Linked DNA regions of Homo sapiens: region 2 is linked to region 1. The links are chromatin loops, found by intact Hi-C in ENCODE. Cell type or tissue: chondrocyte. All regions are shown on one strand. Links, peaks and the distances in the headings refer to the core of each region. The heading gives the core; the rest is flanking DNA. Region 1 holds the start of LINC00547 (long intergenic non-protein coding RNA 547). Region 2 has its middle 97 kb from the start of CSNK1A1L.

Region 1 (10,452 bases), core at 1,538-9,537:
ATGAAGTAGCTCTGTATATACTGATATAAAAGATCTTCATAATGTATTACTGTTAAAAAAGATTGGCATGAAAAATAGGTTTGATATCCTACCTTTTATGTATAGGATGAATTAATCAATCGATTGATAAATAGGCCCACATATGCATTGTATATTTGTTGAAAACAATACCGAAACTTAGAAAGAATGGGTAGGGATAGAGAGCAGATTTATGTTTTAACCATATGTTAATCTGTTCTCTGTATTCTATACCATGTTTATTCATTGCCTCTACAAAATTGTATTAAAAAAAAAGAAAAGAGTGCTCTGTGCTATACAACATAGGACTTTAAGCTCAAAACCAAATTGATAACCCCTTAGTTGCCAGAAAAGAGAGTCCCGATCCAGACTCCAAGAGTGGGTTCTTGGATCTCATGCAGGAAAGAATTTGAGGTGAGTTGCAGAGCACAGTGAAATAAGCAAGTTTATTAGCAACTACTCTGTTAAAGGTACAATGTCCTCAGAAAGCAGGAGGGATGTGCCGTTCTTTGTTACAAGTGTCTCTATTGATAAGGAACTATAAGGAGCTATAATCAAACTTAAATGTGTGAATGTACTCATTAAAGGTAGTGGCTATTAGTGTTACTGATGACCATTAATTCTTCAACCTAAGCTTGCTCACTAACATTAGTTTCAAGTAAAGTGGGCAGTAGTTTTAGGACATCTGGACATTCTGCATGGTTGTGGGAGATGTCCTGTATGGCCATGTATATTCTGTAATTACAATTGGTGGTTAGCTTGAGATATGGCTATTTTCAGACTATAAGTATTAACCTTACAGATGCCTTGTGAGTACCTAGTTCCTCACTTCAAGATGGAGTCACTCTGGTCAAGTTTTATTAAAACAGAGACCTGATAAGCGGGGATTCCTTAACACCTTGATTCAAATATTTAAACCTTGCTTCCTGATGAAATTATCGTCTTTCCATTTCATCACACTGTCACTCTGGGCCACAGGCCTTTCAGAAACCATTTTTACTTGTTTCTTCCCAAGTGTTTTTCGAATACATGTTAATTATTGTCTATGACCAATCACCCATGATAGAATCAGGCATATGGAAAGGCAATGGGCCCAATTAATGAAAGAGATTTGGACGCACAGTAGTTTTTTATTTTATCCCAATTGATGTCAGAGGCTACATACAAAAGTCAATAACCAATTACTTAACAACTTTATAATCTTTTCCATTCATATTATACTGCGCAAAGAAATGGTCAGTATTTCCATGTCCTATAGGCTTTGTTCTGCATTATTCCATGGTAAAAACTTTGGTATTGTTTGGTGTTTAGTATTCTGCTTTTTAGACCCTATTTCAAACAATGAAACTTATTTCCACCAAACATTTTATTTACTATTTCTAGATTGTGTGTGTATCATCTAAAAAAGATTTAATAAAATATAAATTACCTAATACAAACAAAATAATTAAAATCAAGGTTTCTGTCTTTCCACTTGCTTACTCTTGTGAATCTTATTTTTCTATGCCAGTAAGACCTCTTTATCTCGTTTCTCATTTAGCTCTTAGCTTTTTATCAATTCCACAGAGGCTTTAATCTGCTTTTCTAGCACTGTTAACTCTCAAACTCCGACATTTTCTCTTGTTTCTGCTATCTTAATCACCCAAATTATACAATAAACCTTCCTCCCTCCTCCTGGCTGTTATGAGCTAATGAGAACATCCCGAAAGCTTTGGAACTGTTTCCAGGATAAATACATGTTTTAAACTGGAAAGGATTACCAACAGCAGAGGGCATGTGGAGGCACCCTTAGAAGGAGGATGGATACGGATCTTGAAGGCTGATGTGGCATATTTGATAAAATGTAATTAAATATTCAGAACACTAAAAATTATAAATTTTTACTAGCTTGGTTTGATAATACAAATCACAGAGTCAGGATCAAAAAATTTCAAAGCTTAAAACATTTGGAAAGATAATTTCTACTTCTTGGTAAGATGAAACAGCTGACATCAGAGCAATATTTCTATTAAAACACACACACACACAAAACCCTAAATAAATTACATAAATAATTTTCCACAGAGAACTTTATAAAGAATGATCACGGGATGACCTAGTGTTCCAGAGAGTGAAGAACTGTCTGTGCTCTAATGGATTTTCAACCCCACCTGCCCCACCCCCACCCCAGGGGTTATTTGCTGATTTAGTGGGTAAGCTAATGGTTGAGCTTAGTTCTGACAGACAGCTTCTGTTGGGAGGAGAGGAAGCTAAAGTAGCAATTTTAGTGGTCATGTTCAACTAGAATAATAATTTGGAAACCTGAGGCTGATATTACCCAAGGGTCATTTGCTGAATCTGGGTCTCTGTGGAAGGTGAGGGAGTTGGGATTAGCCTTCTAAAAAAGCAGAGTGAGATCTCTGGCAATTTCACATAGTTTAGGAAGCCAACCTTACAGGAGAGGAGGACAGCCTGAATCTCACTGCCAATTTTCCCCTCAAAATATTTGCCAGATTTTGAAGCCATATTGGTAAGAAGTTGGAAAGCTGAGCTGGAAATCTGTTATTCAGAGCTTAATCTTCTGCAGAATTTGGAGACTGATGAGATAGCTACTTGCTAATTTATTTTTCTAAAACAAAGGCGGTATATGCTAGAACAATAGTGTTGACTTGGAAGTAGATAGATCCGAACTAAATCTCTAAGCCAATCTGGAGATAGTTTATCCTTGGATTTAATTGATGTAATCAGCAACTCAAGTTATTGCCTAACAAATAAAAAGAGAAATCCTCTGGTGGAATATAACATCATATGGAGTCTCTGAGGTTTTTTTTTTTATATACAGTGTTTGTCCTGTGAACAAATATCTATAATAATCAGATAGTTACAAAAGTGTGATTACCAGTGGGGGAAAAAATAAATAACAAATAAAAAAAATTACAATAGTAAAGACACAGGTAATAGAGATGTTGTAGTTAGCAGTCAATGACTTTGAAATAAATGTTTAAATATATTTAAGAAATATGTTTGAAAGTTATTCAAGAAAATGGAGAAGAAGTTGTATAAAATAAATGAGAGTATAAAATATCATTAGATGTTTATTGATGGAATGAATCAAATTGATACTCCGCAAGTAAAAAAATCTAAAATTATCAAGTAAATAGATGAGTTTATCAGTAGATTGTGAAATTACCTCTGTAAACTTTATAAACTTAGGGAGGAAGGGAGGGAGATAAATGAAGATAAGCCAAGCTTACAGCAGACTCACCATTAATTATTAGGTCAGCTTGCTCTTGGACCCACTTCCTCATAGTTGTTTTCCTACTGTCCCAGAAGCATGAAAACCTTGTCACAAGGTCATAGATCACCTTAACTGCCCTATAGACAACAACTTGAATATTGTGAAATGTAAAGTTTTCCATTTCAGTTATTCTTTCAAGTCCTGAATACCAGTGAAACTATTGAGATAAGCTGGTCTGAAGGATGCCGTGAGAAGCTGACTCACCAAAGAATGTAGTTTCCACATGCTGAAGATTTTATCCCCCTTACCCTGACTGATCAATGAACCCGATTTTCCAGCCTCTCACTCTACACAATCCCCTTAAAAATCTGACCCCAGAACTCCTCAGGGACATGGAGTTGAGGATCTCCTCCCATTTCCTTGCTTAGTTGCCCTTGGATACCTAAACTCTTTCTCTGCTGTAAACTCTGCTGTCTCAGTGTATTGGTATGTTACTACACAGCAGACATAGGAAATTGTTGGTCCTGTAATAATTGGGTGCATGAGAAGACAAGATTAGTAAAGTGGAAAAGTGAACAATAAAACATAACCGAATATAAGCAGAGAGAGTAAAAAGCATGGAAACCACAGAGCAGAGCTAAAATATCAGACATTACATTATTCTACTATTAGAATAATGTAACATACATCTTACTGATGTGCCAGGAAAAAAAGAGAGAATAAATCATAAATAACATTGAGGAGTAAACATCCAAGAATTTCTCCAAACCATTGAAAGATATCGACCTTTATATCCAAAGCTCTGGAAACCCAGAGTATTTAAACAAGATAACCACACCTGCATATAAAGTGATTAAATCAATGAAAACCAAAGGCTGAGAAAAATCTTAAAAGCAGTCTGAAGGCAAGATGTATTTCTATTAAAGAAACAAAAATTATTAATTTCTCAAGAGAAACATTGAAAACCAGAAGATAATATAATGACATTGCTAGGTGTTGAAAGAAAATAATTACCAAATTATAATTTAATATACTGTGAAGTTATCTTTCAAAACTGTAGGTGAAATAAAGCATTTTCAGACAAACAAAAATGAAGAGAGTTTATCAGCATTCAGCTTGAACTAAAAAAAATAAATGAAGGGATATTTTTAGGCAAAAAAAAAATGTTCAAAACACAGAAGAGCGGGAGAGAATAAAGAAAAAATGAGAGTAAATTCCTGTAATCCCAGCACTTTGGGAGTCTGAGGCAGGCAGATCCCCTGAGGTCAGGAGTTCGAGATCAGCCTGGCCAACATGGTGAAACCCCATCTCTACTAAAAATACAAAAATTAATTGGGCATGGTAGCACACACCTGTAGTCCCAGCTATTTGGGAGGCTGAGACAGGAGAATGACTTGAACCTGGGAGGCAGATGTTGCAGTGAGCAGAGATCACGCCACTGCACTCCTGCCTGGGTGACAGAGCAAGACTCCATCTCAAAAAAAAAAAAAAAGTAAATACGTTGGTTGATATAAATGAATATTAACTATAAAATATTACTGTTATGCCTAAATTATATGTAGAATTTAAATGACTGACAACTATATTGCAAGAGGTCAAAGTTTGGGAAAATAAGGCTTACAGCTTCTAAGTTTTTAGCTGTTTCAAGAAATTGGCAGCTTTCTTTGCCATTATCTCTGTGATTCTTCTAAATACCCATTACTGTTTTCTGACAGTCTGCCCAATGCCTTTTACGTGACAATAGATGACTCTTAACCCCATTCCAATAGATGAACTTGCTTTCTATTAACAAAGATTATTTTGCTGCTTCCACTTTTATAGCTACAATTAAATTGCAGACTATGTATAGTTTGAATATGTCCCCAAAAAGCATGCATTGGAAACTTAATCCCTAATGCAACAGTGTTAAGAGTTAGGGCCTACTGAGAAACAATTATGTCAGGAGGCCAGAATGAATGGATTAAGGCCATTATTGCAAGAGTGAGTTTGTTATAAAAAGGGGGAGTTCAATCTCTTTTGGCTTTCTCTCTTGCCCTATCTTTGCCTTTGCACCATGAGATGATACAGCAAGAAAGTCTTCGCAAAATGCCAACACCTTTTTATTGAACTTCCCAGCTTCCAGAACTGTGAAGCAATACATTTTTTTCATTATAAATTACTCAGCCTGTGGTCTTCTGTTATAGTTGCAAAAAACAGACTAAGACAGATTATTACCAAAAAAATCTGTTTTTCTTCAGAAATGGAATATGGTAGAGATGCATTATTTATACTGCAGTAACTTATGATGTGCCATTGCATTGTAAACTCTTAGCGGGTTCTTTTTCTTTATTCTGTATTAAAGCCAGACACTTCCTCAATTGGTATTGGCTTTCTTGATATAGTTTCTAGACTTTTTGCTTTTTGTCTTTCTCATGTGTGTATTATGAAAACATCGATGGCTATCGATATAGTCTTTCACATCTTCTCAAGGTTTGGCTTAAGTATACTAGTTCATATCCTCTGAAACTTGAAAGTGGTTAATTTGTAACCCTGTACAGATAGTATCAACTAATGTTTAGATTGTCTTGATCCCAAAGCAAAGATCTCAGAATGGAATGGCTTTTTTTAAAATGGTTCATTTAATTTGTGGATGTTCAAAAGCAATATGGTTATTTTTTCAGATAACTGAAAAAGGGATTCAAACCTGTCTACATGTTGTCCTTGCATACTGAAAAAAAAAAACAAACCACGGTTAGAAAACACTTTGCAGAACTTACCCAATAGTTATTTATAGGGAGATCAATGTGCTATTTTCTAATGCATTTTCTTCTGCTTTTTGTTTTTCACTCTTTTTTCTTGCTCTTTTAGTACCAATGAAACAGAAAACTGGATTTAGTCTCGACTTTTTAATATAATTATTCCAATTGTCCATTTTACTTCATTAAGTGTCACAGATAAAGATGTAGTATAATTTTGATCAAAAAAATAGGATTTAAAAAAACCAGGGTGTTTGAATAACTTAGTTTAAAAGTGCTTGTGTTTGCCTAAATATTCCAAATGAAGATCTTACATGTCTCAAATAAGCCTGACCATAAATAATGTTAAAAAATAAATATCAAACATATAAAAGGAGAAATAAAAGCAAATCACAATCCAAAACAAGTATTTCAAAAATACGTATCTAGCCAGAGGAAATTGTTTTAGGAAAATTATTTTATGAATTTAATTTTAATAATTTCAATTTTCCTTAATTTCCTTCCAGTAATGAGAAAACTATTTTCCATATGGTTACTATTTTTTTTTATATTCAATTACATTCTTGGGGGAAAGCTTCATTTGTTGTCATTTGTGGAATAATGCAATCTCATCATGGCGGCAGTTGAGAGTTCTGTGATTTGGATCTGACTCATTATGACACATCTGTTTTAAAGAGTATCAAACATGATATCCCTCAATTCATTTCTCATTATGTCTGAGCTTGGCTTAGGAATAGGCTCAGATCCGAGTATGTGATGTGAGTATGGGCTGAGATTCAGGAAGGCTTAGATATGGAAGGGGACTGAGAGAAGGACAGAGTTGGGTAAATAAATGAGGTGGCCTCAAGCTGAGATGTGGATTACAGACGAATTCATTGATGCATTTCAAAAGTGGAAAGGCAGGAGAAAATGAAATTCAATTTGCTTCATTTTAAAAATCGTAGCTCTAGAATTATATTATTCAAAAGATGTTAAAAATTCTAAATATTTTACTGTGGTTTTATTCTGTTTTTCTATAAAAAGATGGTATGTTCTCTCAAAAACCAACTATTTAGTAAGCATAGCATTATGACAAATAATTCTGAAAATGACAATCAAGTAATCAAGTTCTGTAAGTTCATGACCTATAAACAAATCAGAATGAGAAGTTTAAATATACTCCTTGTTTTCCCTTGCCCTTAAATGGTAATCTGAGTTTGAGGAATAACTTCTGAATGTATTTATAGCAGGCAGATGGTTCTGTTGCCTACTGTTAGTTTGGAAAGAATAGAAGAAGGTATAGATAGGTGACTGGAGAAGGAAAACACTTTACTAAGCCGACATGAATAGAATGCAGATTTTTTTAAGCCAAATCAGTTTTGAAAATGTATATATAAAATTGTGCAAAAGAATTTCTCTAGTTTTTTCCTGTATTATTTAATGGTTGAAGGCTGTAGACTTTTTTTTTTTTTTTTTTTTTTTTTGAGATGGAGTCTCACTCTGTCTCCCAGGCTGGAGTGCAGTGGCGCGATCTCGGCTCACTGCAAGTTCCGCCTCCCGGGTTCACGCCATTCTCCTGCCTCAGCCTCCCGAGTACCTGGGACTACAGGTGCCCACCACCACGCCTGGCTAATTGTTTTGTATTTTAGTAGAGATGGGGTTTCACCGCGTTAGCCAGGATGGTCTCGATCTCCCGACCGCGTGATCTGACCGCCTCAGCCTCCCAAAGTGCTGGAATTACAGGTGCGAGCCACTGCGCCCGGCCGTAGACTTTTTTTTTCTTTAACAGTAAAAATATACCACTTCAAAACTTGCAGTCACAATTCTAGCTGGATTAGCCAAACCATATAGAATAACGTTTTTTTTTCTTGTTTTTTTTTGTTTTTGTTTTTAAAAACCATGGAATTTATTTTGAAGAAAATATGGTTATCATTAATGTTACTTTTTATTTTCTTCCAATCTCCTATCTGATTCAAGTAATGAATTTTAAATTTCTGTTTAGTAAGTTTATTGCAAATGTGCCAAAATTTGACATCTGCAATTCTTAGCAGACGCTATGTTAAGAAAAACAAAGTATTATTTTAATTGGGTATGATTTCAGGCTCATAAACAAAATAATGAAGTATTTTTTTCCTTTTGCTTCCCAGGAATAGATGTTCACCAAGACCAGTAGTTCTCAAACAGGTGAGCATATTAGAATTGAAGTTCACTTGGGAAACTTCTATAAATTGTAAATCTTTTCCTTTCTCTCTCCAACACTCTTTCCAAGTTTCTTCCAGGTATTTTGCTATATCTCATGTTCAGCACAATTGCCAGCCATTGCAGTATGTTCTGGAGCTACAAGGTCCATGAACTATTACACTTGCCTCAAAGACTTCTAGTTTCTTTCAATTCTGATAAAAAAATAAATGACATGATACAGTGGGATAAGTGCTATTATGGTAAAATGAACTTTATGAAGACAGCCTCTAAAACAAATTTGTGGGTTAAGACAACTTATCAGAAGAAGTGAAATCTAAGTTGAGGGTTGAAAGATGACTGTAAGTTAACTAGTTATAAAAGGGGATTTTATGTTTGAGGGTGTATGTATTTAGGAGTGTGGTTTGAGTTTGAAGATTGTTGCAAAGAACATTTTAAGCAAATGTGTATTCTAAGAATATGCAAAAGTATGAAGGAAAGAGTCAGGATATATTGAATACATTATTGTAGTTTGGAAAAATGGTGCATGATTAATGAAGTGAGAGAAGATATTTAGGAGATTGAGGCTGATTATAAAGAGCTGGAGGAAGGAGTTCACCCTTTATCCCGAAAAGATAAAGTGAACACTTTAAATAAGAGACATCATATTTGTGATTTTGAAAAATTATTGATAGCAAAGAAGCAAGAGGCTGGAGGCAATTAGACACTAATGTAGTGTCTTAGAAAATACCTGAAAGTGAGTAGTTCATAAAGAGCAGAAAACTATTTTCCCACCATGTTGGAGTCTGCAGAGTTCAAGATCAAGGTGCCAACAAATTCAGTTGTCTGGTGAGAGCTGCTCTCTGCTTCCAAGGTGCCTTGTTGCTGTGACCTCGCATGATGGAAGGTGGAAGAGCAAGCTAGCTGAACATTGTATAAAGTCTCTTTCTTTTATAAGATCTTTAATCTCATTCCTGAGGAAGGAACCCTCAAGGCCTAATCAACTCTTACGGTCCCCACTTCTTAATACTTTCACATTAGCAACACCTGAATTTTGGAGAAGGCACATTCAAACCATAGCATGCAGTAATCCAGGTGAGAAATTATGGTAAAAAAAAATCATGAGAGTGTTAATGAAGAAAAGATTATGGAAACAAAATATTGAGTCCATATTTGCCTCATCTGGATGTGTGGAAGATTTTAATAAGATATTTTAGATATATTTTTACTCTACCACCCAGAAAATTTTCCTGAACAGTTTATAACATGAAGTATCTTGCTTCATGTAATACTTATAATTTATATATTTTAATGAATTATTTCAATAAAAATATTCATATGTTTTTCTTTAAGAAAGCACCTCTCATGATTCCTTAGCCCTCTCCAAGTACTTCCCATTTTCTGTTCCCTTCAAAGGCAAATTTCTCAAAATTTACACTGCTGTGATTGTCTTGCTTTTCCTTTATCTGTTAATCCACTCTTGGATTCTGCTCCCAATATTTCCCTTGCCAAGGCCCATAATGACATCTACATTGGAATAATCAGTGGATGTACTTCGGCCATCATTGGCTCACTCTGTTCTGGAAACATTTGCTTCCCTTGAAACTATGACCTTGGTTTTTTACCCATCTCTTTTGCTTCTCTGTCTCAATCTCTTGTCCTAGATGTTCCTCTTCTTACTAATCTCCAGCTACTGAAGTTCTTCAGGGTATCCATATATCTTCTTTCTTCTCTCTAATTTGTCTCCTAATCTAATTAATTTTTTTTTTGAGATGGAGTCCTGCTCTGTCGCCCAGACTGGAGTGCAGTGGCACGATCTCAGTTCACTGCAAGCTCTGCCTCCAGGGTTCAAGTGATTCTCCTTCCTTAGCCTCCCCAGTAGCTGGGACTACAGGTGCCTGCCACCACGCCCAGCTAATTTTTTTGTATTTTTTTTTTTTTTTAGTAGAGATGGGGTTTCACCATGTTAGCCAGGATGGTTTCTATCTCCTGACCTCGTCATCTGCCTGCCTTGGCCTCCAAAAGTGCTGGGATTACAGGCGTGAGCCACCGTGCCCGGCCTAATCTAATTAATTTTATAATTCCAAAAAATATCAGTGTGGCTATACATGAACAGATTATAGCTATTCTAGTTAAATTTTCTTATTTGAATTGTAAATTCTTGTGTTCAAAAACTTATTTGATATATCCATTTGATTGGTTGTAAAGATCTCAAGAGTTTACAGAGGCACTAATCCTATTTACAAGGGCCCTATCCCTATGATCTACTCACCTTCCAAATGTCCCACCACTTAATACTATCACATTGGGGATTGGATTTCAATA
Region 2 (10,452 bases), core at 1,309-9,308, 330 kb before region 1:
AGGTTTGGCCACTCTATATAATCACATATTTCTTGAAGACTTTGTTCATTTAAAAAAAAATTCTTTAAAAAAATTTTTGTCTGACTGCCTTAGTTTGAAAGATTGATCTTCACGCTCTGAAAATCTTCTTTCTGCTCTGTCTTGTCTATTGATAAAGATTTCAATTGTATTTTGAAATTCCTGAAGTGAAAATTTCAATTCTAGAAGCTCAGATTTGTTTTTAAGATGTTTATCTCTTCCTTCACTTCCTGGATTGCTTTGGAAGTTTCTTTGTTTTGATTTTAATCCTTGTCACAAATCTCATTGAGCTTCTTTGCAATCCATGTTTTGAATTTTTTATCTATCATTTCTGAGTTTCCATTTTGGTTAGGGACCATGTTGGAGAGCTACTGTGATCCTTTGGCGGTATCAACAATAGTCATATATATATATATATATATTTTTTTTTTTTAATGATGCCAGAATTCTTGCAGTGGCTCCCTCTCATCTGGAGATATGCCTCACACTTTGAATATTTGTAATTATTTTCTTGTATATAGGATGTTTTTTCCTTCCTTTCTTTCTCTATAATATTATTATCATCATTTTTTCTTTCTCTTTTTCCCCCTCTAGAGGGTGTGATTGTAGAGAATGCCGGATAGGATCTTTTGACTTTGCTTCTATAGCCCTATGCACTTCTTTTGGCAGGTTTTGTATTGGGGTCCATGGTTTGACCTATAATCCAGTAGACGGCACCAGTAAGAGCCAGCTGTGGCAAATATGGCTGGGTATATACTTGATCCTTGTTTACTAGGGGAAGCTCTCTGTCCTCAGGCAATGGGCTGTTCTAAGGAGTGCACAGTGGTCTAAGCTCCCTGCTCAGCCCCAGTGTAGGGTACCAAGATGGGTGGGGCCAGACTGGCCAAGCCTACCTACAGGACCCTCAATGGCAGGCAGAAGCACCAGTGCTGAGGAAAGTCCACATGGCCACCAAGTGCCCAGGGGTGTGCCTAGGCATGGAGTGGGGTAAACCTTTGCTCCGAGTTCTATGCATGGTAGTGGGGAGTGGCCTAAACTAATCCAAGAGAGTGGGCACTCTGGATGACTGGAGACCTGCGTGGGCGTGGAGTGTGGAGACTGCACTAGATCTCTGCATAGAAAGGGTGGGACATCTCAGGATAAGAAGTGCTCCAAATGCCTGAAGATATGCCTGGGGGTGGAGTGGAGAGGGCCCTATTACACCAAGGTCTCTGCTCAGGAAAGGAGGACTCAGGCTGTTAATCCAGGTGAGTGGATGCTATGAAATTACTGGAGATATGCCTGGGGGTGAGCAAAGAGGGCCCCCTGCACCACTATCTCGGGAAAGCAGGCTGGGCATCCAGCTATGACACACAAAGATCCATTCCAGATTGACAAACTGGCCCTGGCTGCAAGTCTCATCACCCAGTAGAAACTGTAGCTGCAGTAGCTCTCCTCCCACTGCAGACCTATGACTGGGGAGAGCACAATTTCAGCACATACTTCTGGGGGTGTTTTCCACACTCACTACTCAATTCTCACTGCGGAGACCCCTATCCCACTCCAAAGGAAATGCCCCAAATTTTGGCCCAAGACTAAAATGCCTGTGTGGCTAGGCTGCCAGGTCACCAAAGAATGACTTTGTATGAACCTGGAGTAAAAATGGCATCCTGCCCTTGGTCCTGGGTCTGAAAAAATGCCAGCAGCTTTTCCTGTCTTTCCCTCTCAGTGTCACCAAGCCTCTCCTCAAGTTAGCTCCAGGGACTGGGGGAAACAAAGTGCTCCTCCTTGGCCTGGGTTACAAGGATCCCCAGTGGAAAGGTGAGTCACAGAGACTCTGCACCTCCTGGGGTTTCATTCACTTTTATCAGTGAGATGTCGTCCCAAGGGCTGTTTGCTTGCATTCTCCTCCCTGGGATCTGGGGTGTCCTTTGTTCTTCTGATGGATTCCTGTTTTCTTTCTTCAATTGAAGCTCACAGAGCTGATGGTTTATGCACTATTTTGGTATTTCCAAGTAGCTGAGGCATGCTAAAAGCCTCTGCTTCACTATCTTAGAAAAACAACAACAACAAACTAATCTTTTTATTATTGAGTTGTAAGAGTTCTTTGTAAATTCTGGATATAAGTCCCTTATTAGATATATAACTTGCAAATATTTTCTCCCATTCTGTTAGTTCTCTTTTTGCTCTCTTGATGGTTTTGTTTATTGTACAAAACTTTTAAAATTGTAATGTAGTTCAATTTATCTAATTTTTTTTTTGGTCATTTTGGCTCTTGGTGTCATGTCTAAAAATCATTGCCTAACCCAATGTCATGAATATATATTCTTATATTTTCCTGTAAAAGCTTTATTTTAGTGCTTACATTTAGGCTTATAATCAATTTTCAGTTAATTTTTGTTTTAATATGAAACTGGGTTTAACTTCCTTCTTCTGAATATGTACATTTGTCCCAGTACCATTTGTTGAATAGAGAGTTCTTTCTCCATTGCTTAATTTTTCCCTTGCTGAAATTGTAATGACACACTTTATTCCTGAACTTTGAATTTTTGTTTGGAACAAGAATATAAATTTCTGCAAAAAAAGCCAATTAAACCTCTTTTCTTTATAAATTACCCAGTTTTAGGTATTTCTTTATAGCAGTGCGAGAACAGACTAATACAATTAGTGATGCTGAGCATTTTTTTCATATGCTTGTTGGCTCCATGTATGTCTTCTTTTGAAAAGTGTCTGTGCATGTACTTTGCCCACTTTTTAATGGAATTGCTTGTTTTTTGCTTATAAATATGTTTAAGTTCCTTATAGATTCTGGATATTTGACCTTTGTCAGAGGCATAGTTTGTAAATACATTCTCCCATTCCGTAGGTTGTCTATTTACTTTGTTGATAGTTTCTTTTGCTGTGCAGAAGCTCTTTAGTTTAATCAGGTCCCATTTGTCAATTTTTGTTTTTGTTGCAATTGCTTTTGGAGTCTTCAACATAAAATATTTGCCAGGGCCTAGGTCCAGGATCATATTTCCTAGGTTATCTTCCAGGGGTTTTATAGTTTTAGGTTTTATATTTAAGTCTTTAATTCATCTTGATTTTTGTGTAAGGAAGGGATTCAGTTTCAGTCTTTTGTATATGGCTAGCCAGTTATCCCAGCACCATTTATGGAATAGAGAGTTCTTTCCCCATTGCTTATTTTTGTTGGTTTTGTCAATGATCTGATGGTTGTAGGTATGCGGCATTATTTCTGGGCTCTCTATTCTGTTCCATTGGTCCATGTGTCTATTTTGGTACCAGTACCATGCTGTTCTGGTTACTGAAGCCTTGTAGTATAGTTCGAAGTTGGGTAATGTGAGGCCTCCAGCTTTGTTCCTTTTGCTTACTATTGCTTTAGCTATTTGGGCTCTTTTTCAGTTCCATATGAATTTTAAAATAGTTTTTTTCTAATTCCTTGAAGAATGTCTTTGGTGGTTTGACAGGAATGGCATTGAATGTACAAATTGCTTTGTACAGTATGGTTATTTTAACAATATTGACTATTCTTATCCATGGGCATGGAATTTTTTAAAAATTTGTTTGTGTCATTTTTAATATTTTTGTGCAGTGTTCTGTAATTCTCTTTCACCTCCTTGGTTAACTGTATTCCGAGGTATTTTATTCTTTTGTAGCTATTGTGAATGGGGTTGTGTTCCTGATTTGGCTCTCAGCTTGGATGTTGTTGGTGTATAGGAATGCTACTGATTTTTGTACATTGATTTTGTATCCTGAAACTTTGCTGAAGTTATCAGTTAATTTTTCTTTAAATGGTAGAATTTAATAGTGAAGCCATTTGGATCTAGGCTTTACTTTGTTGGAAACTTTTAAATTATTAATTAACCTCTTTACTTGTTATAGCTTTATTCAGATTTGCTATTTCTTCTTGAGTTAGTTTTGGTAGTTTATGTTTTTCTAGAATTTATTCACTTCATTTAAGTTACTAATTTGTTAGAATATAATTCTTCATAGTATTCCCATATATTTTTAAATTCCTGTTAGATTTGTTGTAATGGCTCCTCTTTTATTTCTGAATTTAGGAATTTGAGTCTTCTCTTTTTTCTTGCAGTAGCATATTTACTTGTCTCTCAGTTTCTACTTTTATTGCTTTCCACCTATTCGTCATGCAGCACACAGAACGTTTTAAAAATGCAAATCAGATCATGCTATTTCCTGCTCACAAACTTTAATGATCATATATTTAATTAGGATAAAATAAAAGCTTCCTGTCTCGGCTTACAAGGTCATAGAAAATCTGACCCTTGATTTGCTTTCAAACTTTATCTTGTGCCAACTTTGTAACTGTAATAGGTCTGTTGCTCAATGCACATGGCAAGTCAGTACGTTGAGACACTGGGTTGCAGTACAGAAAGAGATGTAATCGTAGGGCTGTTCAGTGAGGAGATGGGAAGAAACCTGAAATCTATCTCCCTAAGAAGTTTGGGGAAAGGTTTTTAAGAGTTTTGAAATGGGCTGAAGTGTGGAGATCATTGATTGGCTAAAGAATGCAGGGTAGAGTCATGAGGCAGGGAGATGAAGAGTCTGTGTTCTCATGTTAATTCTGTTCCTATGTGAGAGTCTTCAAGCTGGTTGGTGCCAGCTGTTTCACTGGAAAGCATTTTAAGTAATCTTAAACAGAAGTCATATAATTCTAAGGTGGAAATCCTATCTATAGAACAATGGGGATGCACATGGTCAGTATCTGGTACTATGTTTGGTTAAAAGCAAGTGGGTCAAAGTGCAGCTTGATTAATGCTTAATTATAACTACATTTCTGTCTGGAATTCTTGTGAACCCTGTGAGGGTGGCTTCAATTTCGGTACATTCAATATGCTTCTGCCAATACTAGCTGCTTTTCTGGTTCTTAAATATGCTGAATTCTTTCTTCTCCTTGGGCCCTTGCATATATTGTTATTTCTATGTGAAATTCCCCCCATCCCTCAAACTGGGTAAATTATGCTAACAATTTTGGTCTAGTTTAACTATTACTTCACAAAGAGACTACCAAACCCTTTATGTTACTCTATTGCAATTCACTCACAACTTATAATTATATATTGTGGGGTTATTTTGTTTAATATTTACTGAAATTATGAGAATATGGCTCATGCTATTATTATATAGCCAATTTCAGGATATTATCTACGTTAGGGAAATTTCAATGTATGAAAAATATTTGCTGATAGGTTTTTAATAATACAGATGGGTACCGTGATCTTGTAAAATAACACCCTATTTCTGGTGCTTTAAGAAAATACCTGGATATGACCTATATCGCCCAATACATGTCTAAAAGAGAGAGTGTTAGAAACCAAGACAATTGTTCAGGTCCTTTAACTACTGCCCCTTGTTTCCTCGCTAGTGTAATTTACAAATGATATACCAGTACAAATAAAGGATGTGGCAAGTTTAGGAACTTTGGAATTTTGTTTACATACTTTCTTACTTTTGTTTTTTGAAAAATTCCTTTCCATTTTCCACTGACCAAGTGATTCATAATGTTATCCCAGAAAAAATACACTGTACTCTTGCTTCCTGATGCTTAAACTGAAAATTAGAGATAGTATTTTGGCATCTGAGTAAACATAATATAGTTATTTAAATTGATATGCCAATTTTCACACTTATGCTCCCATTTACAAATAATGACTTGCAGATGAAAGTCAATTCTTAAATATTTTGAGTTTTCTGCATATTTTAATCTCATAGCTGAGATTCAAGTATAACAGTCTTCAGTTGGAAGTACTTGGTGGAGTGGGCATATATATGGAAGCTGATTTTATATTTAAAATACTTACTCTTAAGTAGCCCACTTTTCGCCAAGAAAATATGGTTATGAGAGTAGATCCTGATGATTCTAGAACAGAGGTGAATAAATATTTGAAATAAAGCCCAAATATGTTTTATATGTTTACTTATGAGACTGAAAGAAATATTTAAAAAGTTCTAGTCTTTCTTGTCTATCTATAAGAGATCAAGAAAGTCATTTATTTTCTTGTCTTAGTTTCTCTACCTAAAAACGGAATCCACAAGATTGTCACTTGGTTCCATATTGTCTGTGAAAACACTGAAAGCAGAGAATCCTCCCTATTTGTGTTTATTCCTAGGCCTCTTAATTCCATGGCAAAATTTATTAACCTTCTGTATTTTCCTGTATTCCCTAAGGAAAAAAATGTAGATTTCCCAACTTCACTGAAAATATTTCATCTCCCTAATGTTGACTACATTTAAAAAGTATTCTTACATAATAGGCATTTTAATATATGTAATCTTGAATCTTTAGAACAACATGCAATATAAGTATTTATATTCCTATTTTAATATGAAAAACCAAAGACTGGAGAGATTAAGGAATTTTTCCAAGTTTAAAGCCAATAAAAGTTAAAGCAAAAGTTAAATGTAGGTTTATATTTAACCAAAGCCTTTTTTAAAAAAAATAGATATTCTATTTTCTTTATGGGACTTTGTGAGTCTGAAAGGCAAAAATATGATTAGCAGGTGGTGAATTCTAAGAAGGAATCTATTAATGTGTTTTATTTGTAGAAAGGATGGGAACTATGTGCTTTGTTTTGTTCTCAGTGTACTTTGAGAAATTTACTTTGGTTATAAATTCATAAATAATCTGTAACTCATTTTGGTGGACTATGAAAGCTAACCTCATGTCTTTTCTTTGGAAGGTTCATTGTAACCATAGATAAATTATTTCACTTACCTTTGTCTTAATTAAAGGAAAAATGATTCTAGGTCAAAAGCTACAAGAAAGCAGGGCTAGAAAGTTTATTTTTATTTTTATTTTTTGAGATGGAGTCTCCCTGTCATCCAGGCTGGAATGCAGTGGCATGATCTCTGCTCCCTGCAACCTCTGCTACCCAGGTTCAAGCGATTCTTGTGCCTCAGCCTCCCAAGTAGCTGGGATTAAAGGTGCACCTGCTACCATGCCCATCTAATTTTTATATTATTAGCAGAGATGGGGTTTCACCAGGTTGGCCAGGCTGGTCTTGAACTCCCGACCTCAAGTGATCCACCTACCTCGGCCTCCCAAAGTGCTGAGATTATACGCATGAGCCACCACGCCCGGCTTTAGAAACAGTTTTAAATTGCTTATGGATGCTTTTGAGTATTAATGCCAGTAAAGCAATGAGGAAGACATTTGTCATTTAGTCCACACAGCATTTGAACTATTTTCCGCTTCAAAGAGGTTTCTCTTTTTGAATGGTATAGACACTATCTCTCTAATAAAAGCTGAGATTGTTAAACACTCACTTTCCCTTGTAGCTCTACTATCACAGCCACTTGTGAAAGACTTTGAGATGAAAAGCCAAAAGAAGCAATAGTGAATTCTTTCTCATCACAGTGACAGTAGAAGTGTTTGCAATGTCAAGTTCACAATACAGAATGGGCATCAAGTCTGGTGGCATTCACAGCTGGAATAAAATTGTATTCCTGGTAGAGAATTTGCCCCACTGAAAGTTGTAGTATTCAGTGTTTGGTGGTGAAGGTAAAGGTATCCTTACCAGTCCAGGACTGGTAAGGATATCAAATTAAATTAATAATATGCTTTACCAGGGAGAAGATTTTTACAATACAGTTCTGACTTAAGATGGTTTGACTCAAAAGTTCTCAACTTTATAATAAGTTTATCTTGATGTCACCCCATTGTAAGTGGAGAAACATCTGTATAAATAAAAAACAATTGCTTTCTGGACTACATAAATAATTGCTACATATCGAGAGGAAAAAGACTAATAGTCCAACAGAAAAATGGGCAAAGAATGTATATCTGTAATTTTCAGAAGATAAAACCCAAATAACAAATAAGCCTATTAAAATTATAACAATAATGAGAGTATCTTTCATATCCTTCATATTGGCAAATATATAGTGTCACGTATTTCTAAATTTTGTAACATTATAGGAAATGAGTTCAGTGAAACATTACCATTGAGAGTATAAATTGTCACAACACAGTTGGAGAGCCATTAATGAATATCTAATAAAACTGAAGGTGGACACTTCCTACAATCATCGAGTGCATCTACCCCAATTATGTCTATCCTAGAGGGTCTTGGACATTGCAGAAGGAGAAATGCACAAGAATGTTCATCGTAGGTGCTTTTGTAATAGTAATAAATGGAAAACATCTAACTATCCATTAGTCTATGAACTGATAAACTATGGTTCATCTTCACAATGGAAAACTTTATATAAAATAAAACAAATTCAATCAGTCTACATGCATTCAGCATGGATAAATACCCCAAAATATTGTTTTATTTTTAAGCAAGTTGCAAAAGGTTTGTTTGGTACAACACATTATATATATATACATATATATATGAAATTTAAAAACATCCTAAAACCATAAAAACCCTAGAAGAAAACCTAGGCAATACCATTCAGGACATAGGCATGGGCAAGGACTTCATGTCTAAAACACCAAAAGCAATGGCAACAAAAACCAAAATTGACAAATGAGATCTAATTAAACTAAAGAGCTTCTGCACAGCAAAAGAAACTACCATCAGAGTGAACAGGCAACCTACAAAATGGGAGAAAATTTTCGCAACCTACTCATCTGACAAAGGGCTAATATCCAGAATCTACAAAGAACTCAAACAAATTTCCAAGAAAAAAACAAACAATCCCATCAAAAAGTGGGCAAAGGATATGAACAGACACTTCTCAAAAGAAGACATTTATGCAGCCAACAGACACATGAAAAAACGCTCACCATCACTGGCCATCAGAGAAATGCAAATCAAAACCACAATGAGATACCATCTCACACCAGTTAGAATGGCAATCATTAAAAAGTCAGGAAACAACAGGTGCTGGAGAGGATGTGGAGAAATAGGAACACATTTACACTGTTGGTGGGACTGTAAACTGGTTCAACCATTGTGGAAGTTAGTGTGGGGATTCCTCAGGGATCTAGAACTAGAAATACCATTTGATCCAGCCATCCCATTACTGGGTATATACCCAAAGGATTATAAATCATGCTGCTATAAAGACACATGCACACATATGTTTATTGCAGCACTATTCACAATAGCAAAGACTTGGAACCAACCCAAATGTCCATCAATGATAGACTGGATTAAGAAAATGTGGCACATATACACCATGGAATACTATGCAGTCACAAAAAAGGATGAGTTCGTGTCCTTTGCAGGGACAGGGATGAAGCTGGAAACCATCGTTCTCAGCAAACTATCTCAAGGGCTAAAAACCAAACACTGCATGTTCTCACTCACAGGTGGGAATTGAACAATGAGAACACTTGGACACTGGGAGGGGAACATCACACACCGGGACCTGTCGTGGGGTGGGGGGAGTGGGGAGGGATAGCATTAGGAGGTATACCTAATGTAAATGACGAGTTAATGGGTGCAGCACACCAACATGGCACATGTATACATATGTAACAAACCTGCCCGTTGTGCACACGTACCCTAGAACTTAAAGTATAATTAAAAAAAATCTGAAACAATAGTATAAGTTGTTCATAGATACATTTATATCCAGTTAATAACACTCCGATTTCAGAATAGTGGCTACTTTAGGGGAGGGAAGGAGGGGAATCATGGAGGAAATATGTACTTGTTTATTTATTTATTTATTTATTTTTGAGACAGAGTCTTGCTCTGTTGCCCAGGCTGGAGAGCAGTGGCACAATCTCGGCTCACTGCAAGCTCTGCCTGCCAGGTTCACGTCATTCTCCTGCCTCAGCCTCCTGAGTAGCTGGGACTACAGGCGCCCGCCACCATGCCCGGCTAATTTTTTGTACTTTTAGTAGAGACGGGGTTTCGCTGTGTTAGCCAGGATGGTCTCGATCTCCTGACCTTGTGATCCGCCCGCCTCTGCCTCCCAAAGTGCTGGGATTACAGGCGTGAGCCACCGCGCCCGGCCATATTTATTCTTTAAAAATAAACGGAGAATAAATTGAAGAAATACGAAAAATGTTCATATCTGCTTAATCTTGATTGTGGGTGCACAGATGTCTGTTACAGTACTTTTCATGTTGAAAACATTTCAAAGTTGAAAATTAAGGAAAAACTGTTTTAGGTACTTTAGCTAAAATGAATCTGTGATGTTAAGCTCATTATTAACATAACTCTAAAGGCCTTATATTACTAGACAGTTAGAAACTAATTCTGATGGTTTTATTTTTATCATTACTCTCTACTTGAAAGAGTACACTTATTAAGTATGTGGTGATTAAAATATATTTAAATTTATTATGTATAAAAATAAATATGTAGAGATAACATACATATGACATACACATACATATATGTTTGTTATTTCTGATGTTTGCTTGTTTTAGATAGTAGACAGAGTTGAGAATTTTTTTTAAAGAAATCTGGGTTTGGATTTTGGTACTTAATCTCTTTGAGACTTAGCTTTACTTTATTCCTCCCCAAATTTTCT

The links. A loop is a pair of places that touch in the nucleus more often than their neighbours do. Peaks named below come from ENCODE experiments on the same cell type or tissue, not always from the same donor. Only the 100,000 strongest peaks of a DNase experiment are listed, where the experiment ranks them.
Region 2: it touches region 1 in a loop (2.3-fold over the local background); 2 of 110 quality-filtered maps call a loop at or near these places.

The regions. Positions count from the first base shown.
Region 1 is chr13:37,527,719-37,538,170 of GRCh38, forward strand. LINC00547 (long intergenic non-protein coding RNA 547) reads left to right here and starts at 7,222. Exons shown (of 5, transcript NR_040244.1): 1 at 7,222-7,246; 2 at 8,097-8,133. In chondrocyte, for the core only: no CTCF peak of the experiment used is centred there; no DNase peak of the experiment used is centred there.
Region 2 is chr13:37,197,009-37,207,460 of GRCh38, forward strand. No RefSeq gene overlaps it. Among named protein-coding and RNA genes, the nearest start is that of CSNK1A1L, 97 kb to the left of the region's middle. RefSeq lists an enhancer at 1,532-2,202. In chondrocyte, for the core only: no CTCF peak of the experiment used is centred there; no DNase peak of the experiment used is centred there.